Regions from separate parts of the Homo sapiens genome. Here region 1 is linked to region 2. The links are chromatin contacts, found by Hi-C or POLR2A ChIA-PET in ENCODE. All regions are on one chromosome and are shown on one strand. Each heading gives the region's core, a stretch centred on a gene start or an enhancer-like site at or near the end of the contact. The rest is flanking DNA. Distances are from core to core; before and after follow the strand shown.

What was found. Hi-C counts contacts between places; a loop is a spot of excess contacts on that map. ChIA-PET counts read pairs that join two places held with the same protein, here RNA polymerase II (POLR2A). Pooled maps may share reads with other maps.
Region 1: a loop to region 2 is called in a pooled map, with 2.4 times the contacts of the local background. The contact joins the promoter of NOL11 here to the enhancer-like site in region 2. A Hi-C loop is called at or near these places in 2 of 50 pooled maps. POLR2A ChIA-PET finds 5 or more read pairs at or near these places in 4 of 52 experiments (A673, OCI-LY7, PC-9 and 1 more).

Annotation. Positions count from the first base shown.
Region 1 is chr17:67,716,276-67,719,185 of GRCh38, forward strand. It overlaps NOL11 (nucleolar protein 11), which reads left to right and starts at 1,661. Exons shown (of 18, transcript NM_015462.5): 1 at 1,661-1,813. The coding sequence starts at 1,673. It overlaps LOC101928045 (a long non-coding RNA gene), which reads right to left and starts at 1,403. Exons shown (of 4, transcript NR_188294.1): 1 at 1,367-1,403. RefSeq lists enhancers at 1,572-1,651, 1,722-1,911, 2,834-2,910 and a silencer at 2,182-2,271.
Region 2 is chr17:67,614,190-67,617,139 of GRCh38, forward strand. The region is part of intron 5 of PITPNC1 (phosphatidylinositol transfer protein cytoplasmic 1); the gene reads left to right. Among named protein-coding and RNA genes, the nearest start is that of NOL11, 100 kb to the right of the region's middle. Within about 2 kb of position 1,367, at least 3 of the 41 ENCODE cell types and tissues checked have a DNase peak (open chromatin) inside an H3K27ac peak, as active enhancers do.

The DNA.
Region 1 (2,910 bases), core at 411-2,910, 100 kb after region 2:
CAGGCACTGTGGCTCTGTAATCCCAGCACTCTAGGAGGCCAAGGGGGGAGGGTCATTTCAGCCCAGGAATTCAAGGTCAGCTTGGGCAATACGGTGAAACCCCATCTTTACAAAAAATACAAAAATTAGCCGGGCATGGTGGTGCATGTCTGTAGTCCCAGGTACTCGGGAGGCTGAGGTGGGAGGATAGCTTAAATCCGGGAAGCAGAGATTGCAGTGAGTTGAGACTGCGTCACTCCAGCCTGGGCGACAGAGCAAGACCCTGTCTCAAAAAAAAAAAAAAAAAAAAAAAGACATCCTCTCAAGGAGGCCTGTGGTCATCCTAGTGAAAATTTCACATACACAGACCACTCCTTCCTCCCCCACACACCCACGCTTTATCTCTCCCTTCTGAGTTTAATGTTTTTCTTCTTACCACCTATCACAAAGTAAGTTATGAAGCATAATAATAAACTATATCCTCTTGATCTCACAACCCAGCCTAAAAATTAAAAGATTATCAGAGTTCAAGATCACCTTGGGCAACAAAGCAAGACTCCATGTCTGCAAAAAATACAAAAATTAGCCGGGCGTGGTGATGGATGCCTGTAGTCCCAGTTATTCGGGAGGCTGAAGCAGGAGGATTGCTTTATTTAGCCCAAGAGTTAGAGGCTGCAGTGAGCCATGATAATGCCACTACTTTTGAACAACAAAAGACCTATTAGCATTATAAAAATAGACTGCATTTGATTCCTTCACAGTAGCTGGATATTCTCCTTTTGCCCATGTCGTCATGTTGGGGCAATGAGAAACAACACACATGGCGATCTGGTGGATGCTTAAATCTAAACTGAGGCACTTTGTCACACTGGGTACATTTGTTTAGTAATTGCCTATTAAATGGTTTCTCCCTAAGAACATCACAATTTATCTTTACTTATTTATTTAACATTATTGATTGAATCTGCCATGCTTATCTGAGAAACATACATTTCTCCCGGAAATAAAAACCTTGCCAAAAATCACACAGGGGACCTTCAACTTCACCTTCATCAAACTAGTCTGAATTTCCTGTAAGCTGAGGAGAGATTTTCCCCACTGGGGCTCAGAGAAGGGGAGTCAGAGAACTCAGAAGGCCTGAAAGACTGAAAAGACTGGAGATCTCTAGAGGGTTCCAAGAAACTTGGGGGGAATTAAGCATTTCACGTAGGAACAGCACGTTATTGGGAGTTTACCTACAGAGATAAATATTTTTTCTTTGGCAGATCGTTCCACAAGGCCATGGATGGAATTCCTAGGGAGTTCCCTTGCAATTAAAAAAAAAAAAATCTAGCTTATTTATATTCGACCACTCCCTAGACCCATCTACAGTCTCTCAAGTCCCCACCTAGAACAGCACGCAGCCGATTCAGGACCCAGTAAGCAGCACTTCCGCGCCTACCCTATCCCTTCCTGGAGCACATCCGGGACTCGGCGAGGCGTGGTCTCGGGAGGCGGAGTCTGACGCAAGCCGGCCCAGCCCACCTGGCTAAATTCACAGTCGCGCTCGCTCCTTCCGCCCGCCAGAGGTCGCAGGCTGCGAGAGCAGGTTCCTGGTTTGGCAAGCACTCGCCCCCTCAGGCCCGTTCATTCTCGCGAGAGAAAGCGCGAGGCCTGCCGGGAGTGAGCGCGGCCGTACTTAGGTTTGCTCAAAATGGCAGCGCTGGAGGAAGAATTCACGTTGTCTTCGGTAGTCCTGAGCGCCGGGCCTGAAGGACTCCTAGGCGTGGAGCAGAGCGACAAAACAGACCAGTTTCTAGTGACAGACAGCGGCAGGACAGTCATCCTCTATAAGGTGAAGGCAATAGGTTTGGGAGCGCCCCGACTGCCTTCTCGCCCCTTTCTGAGCGCGGAGCTCGAGCTCAAGTTTCTCACAGCTTCAGAAAGAGATCGTGGAGAAGGCTTAGCAGAGAGCCGGCTGGGCCTGTTGGGGACGCTGAGTGAGGTCTGGAATCTGGCTTGCTTGCCTTCCTGTAAAGGCATATTTCCGACTTGCAGGGGCAGAGCGTCTGAGTGCACGTGGGTTAGACTCGGAAAAGAAAGAAAACCTGTGCTTTTGCTTCGGAACTCGCGGAATTGGCCTTGCTAAGATTCCCTCCTAGGGTCTTTATTATCTTAGCCGCCCGCGGGAGGATGGAACGGAGATTGGTTGGGCGGGAGAGGATGACACTGACAGAGTGGGAATAGTGGTTTAGCCGTGTCTACACTTCACACCCCTCTCTTTGTAGGGGCGGGGACAATTTTAGAGAGTGAGGGACTTTCTTGATAGCTCGCTAAGAATCTTGCCTCCAAGTGAGTTGTCTGTTGGCATCTCTGATTCACGCTGGGAATCCTGGAGTTGAGTCCTGGGAAAATCTGCAAGCCCTGCCCCCATTTCAGCCTAAAGCCTGATAGAGAACACTTTCTAACCTTGCTTTTGGTGGTCGCATAGAAAGCAGTTACTTTTCTCTGGGCTGCTGAACATAGTTTTCCATGTTTTAAAGAAGTTAGGTATCTGCTTTGACGTTTTGAGAACAGGTTGCTAACAGCTCCCTGTGCCGTTTTGACTCTGCTAACTCTATTGGGTTTCACTTGGGATGTCAAGTAGATTTGCAGTTTTGCAGCTCCTGCATAGGAATACAATGGCAGATTGGAATTGGATAGACATGATCCCAGATGTCCCTACTTAATTTCCCATGCCGCTGTTCAGAGGCATAACTTCCCATGCAGAGGCATAATATAATCAATTTTTAAATGTACTATTGTTTTTTTAACAAAGGGTTGCTTATTTACTTATTTAGGAACTTAGTTATATTTTCATTTTAACTACCCTTTTAGAGGTTTGGCCGGACGCGGTGGTTCACGCCTGTAATCCCAGAACTTCGGGAGGCCCAGGTGGGTGGATCACTTGAG
Region 2 (2,950 bases), core at 117-2,616:
GCCCAGATCAAAATGAAGTGGGCTTTCCCTACTTTATGTCCTCAGATCTTCTCTACTACCCAGTGAGGGACGAACTGACACTTTATTACGGAATCACAGATGAGATTCCAGAATAAAGATTCTTTATTCTTTCCAAAATAAAGAAGTAGTATGATTGTGATAAGAAAAAAGGAGAAAAGAAAATGTTATTAAAAAAATTGGCCAGGCACGGTGGTTCACGCCTATAATCCCAGCACTTTGGGAGGCCAAGGTGGGGAGTTTTGCTTGAGCTCATGAGCTCGAGATCAGCCTGAGCAACATAGTGAAACCGCATCTCTACTAAGAATACAAAAATTAGCCAGGTGTGGTGGCACATGGCTGTAGTCCCAGCTACTCGGGAGGCTGAGGGAGGAGAATCGCTTGAACCTGGGAGGCAGAGGCTGGAGTGAGCTGAGATTGCCCCACTGCACTCCAGCCTGGGCAACAGAGTGAGACTCCGTCTCAAAAAAAAAAAAAATAAATATATAAAATAAATAAAAATAAATTAAAAATGACATCACAGCCCAGGCACAATGGCTCATACCTGTAATCCCAGGACTTTGGGAGGTTGAGGCAGGAGGACAGCTTGAGCCCCAGGAGTTTGAGAGCAGCCTGGGGAATATAGTGGGACCCCGTCTCTACTAAAAAAAAAAAAGTTTTTAATGACATCACAGACGCCAGAATTGATTCACGAGAGTATATGTGAGAGCTGGTCTATGAAGGCAAGAGTGGCGGGTTTCTCCCCATTGGGGAAAAATAGAAACAACAGGCCCACCCAGGGGCCTCATACCTAATTCTACCACAACCCTGGGAAGGGCTCTGGAAGCCAAACCCTCCCCACATGCTAGCCCCAGCCTGTCTTACCCGTGCCTGGAGGGTTCCTTCTGGAGTCTTCTGGGCAGCTGCCCTGGGGAGCAGGGGCCCGTGGAGCTCAGCCAGGAGGCCTTGCGTAGTTTGCCTTGGGAGGTTATTACAGCCAATCCACATAGATGCGAAAACCAAACCAAACACAGCCTACCAGGAACAAGTAACGATTTGTTCCTTTCTTTTGCTTTTTCTGACAGTAGATGCAATCTATCGTGATTCTTAAGTGTTTTTGGGCTAGTGCCCATTCCATTGTTTTTGCCCAGAGAGGCTCACCAGGAATGAGCTGGAAGGAGACACAAGCCCCTAAGTACCTCGGGACGCTTGCTTGGTGAACAAGAGGAGGAAACTCAGAGAGCAGGGCTGCCGGCCTCCTTGTCTTTCGATGCCTCGTGTGGCCACCCCACCGCACGAGCCATAGCCAGCCATCTGTCTCAGTATTTCATTCTCTTGAGGCTGAGCTAGTGTAGTGGCTGTGTCAGGAACCCTGCCTGTTTGTGCAAAGAATTCATTCTTCCAAGAAGGATGAGGATCAAATTCACCTCCACATGGCACACACCGAACACCGAGGCTGTGAAAGGCTGGCCCGTGAGTGTCTCCAGGTTCAATATCGATTTGTCAATTGTAGAGAAAACCAGCAGTTCTAGTTCCCAGAGACCACCCTGTGAATTGAAATAAGAAGGAACGGGGAGAAATTGGAGCTATTTTTAAGCTCAGCTTCTGAGGCTTATTTTAGGAGGCATTATTGATCATACTTCGGGGAAACCGTTCTGCGTCGCTGGTGCCAGTGTCTACATGTGCACATGTGAAGTGTTGGCCTAGACTCCTGAGACCATCTGTGTGCCCAAGGGAGGCTGCAGCCCAGAGGAGAATTCGGACTGAGGCTACTTTGCACCAAAATTAGGCCAAACTCATGAAAGGGCCATTGTTGCAGCTGCCCTGGGAACTGTAACTTAGAAGTGATTTTGTGCCCTTACAGCCTCTTTAGTAAATGAATTGAGTCATAGCATTTGTGATCCTTCCGCATGTACTTTGGTACTTTTCTGTACTTTTCTGTCCTCTTTTTTGTTTGTTTGTTTGTTTGTTGAGATGGAGTTTCATTCTTGTCGCCCAGGCTGGAGTGCAATGGCACGATCTCAGCTCACTGCAGCCTCAGCCTCCCGGGTTCAAGCAATTCTCCTGCCTCAGCCTCCCGGGTACCTGGGATTACAGGGGTGCACTACCACGCCCAGCAAATTTTTGTATTTTTAGTACAAAATGGGTTTTACCATGTTGGCTAGGCTGGTCTCGAACTCCTGACCTGAGGTGATCCACCAGCCTTGGCCTCCCAAAGTGCTGGGGTTACAGGCATGAGCCACCGTGCCCAGCCTCTGTCCTCTTAATGAGTTACCATGATCTAGGGCACCTGATTAGAACGTTGTTTTTCCAAACAGCATCTTTTTCTCATCGGTCACTGTATCACTCTGATCACTGCCCCTTGAATCTTCTTCCTCACCCTTTATTTCACCCAGATGAGCCAGGGTTTACCGTATGTGGGACTTCAGGTCATGGCACAAAATGGTTCTCAACCCTTTTGTTGAGCACCGGTTTGCTGGTGCTCTTTTTAGACACAAACCCTGGAATAAACGTGCCCTTTCCCTCAAAGGGACCCCACTGTGGATTCCTATCCACTTTGTTATCCTTTTTACTCTTAGATCTCTGCCTCACCACTTTCCCAGGCAGCCTCTGCTTTTTCATCTTACTGTTCTCATTTTCGCCTGGTGCGTTCGTCAGCGGCTTTTTATGTTAAACTTCGCAGATGAGCCACGCCTGAAGTTATTCCTGTCCTTCTTTCTCTCCGGTGTATTGTTGTTGACAGGTTTTTATCTGTTGTTTTGAATTTTCTGTGACCTTTGGGGTGGGCAGAGAAAAAAAAGGACAAATGTCCACCATCGGCCGGTCTGAACGCCACATTTAATGTGTTCTTTTTGAGTGTTCTAACCCTTCCTTCTTCCTGCACACATTTAATAACAGAGAACCAAAAAAAGCCTAGTTGCCTTCATTCATGAATATTTGGGACAGTGAGGCC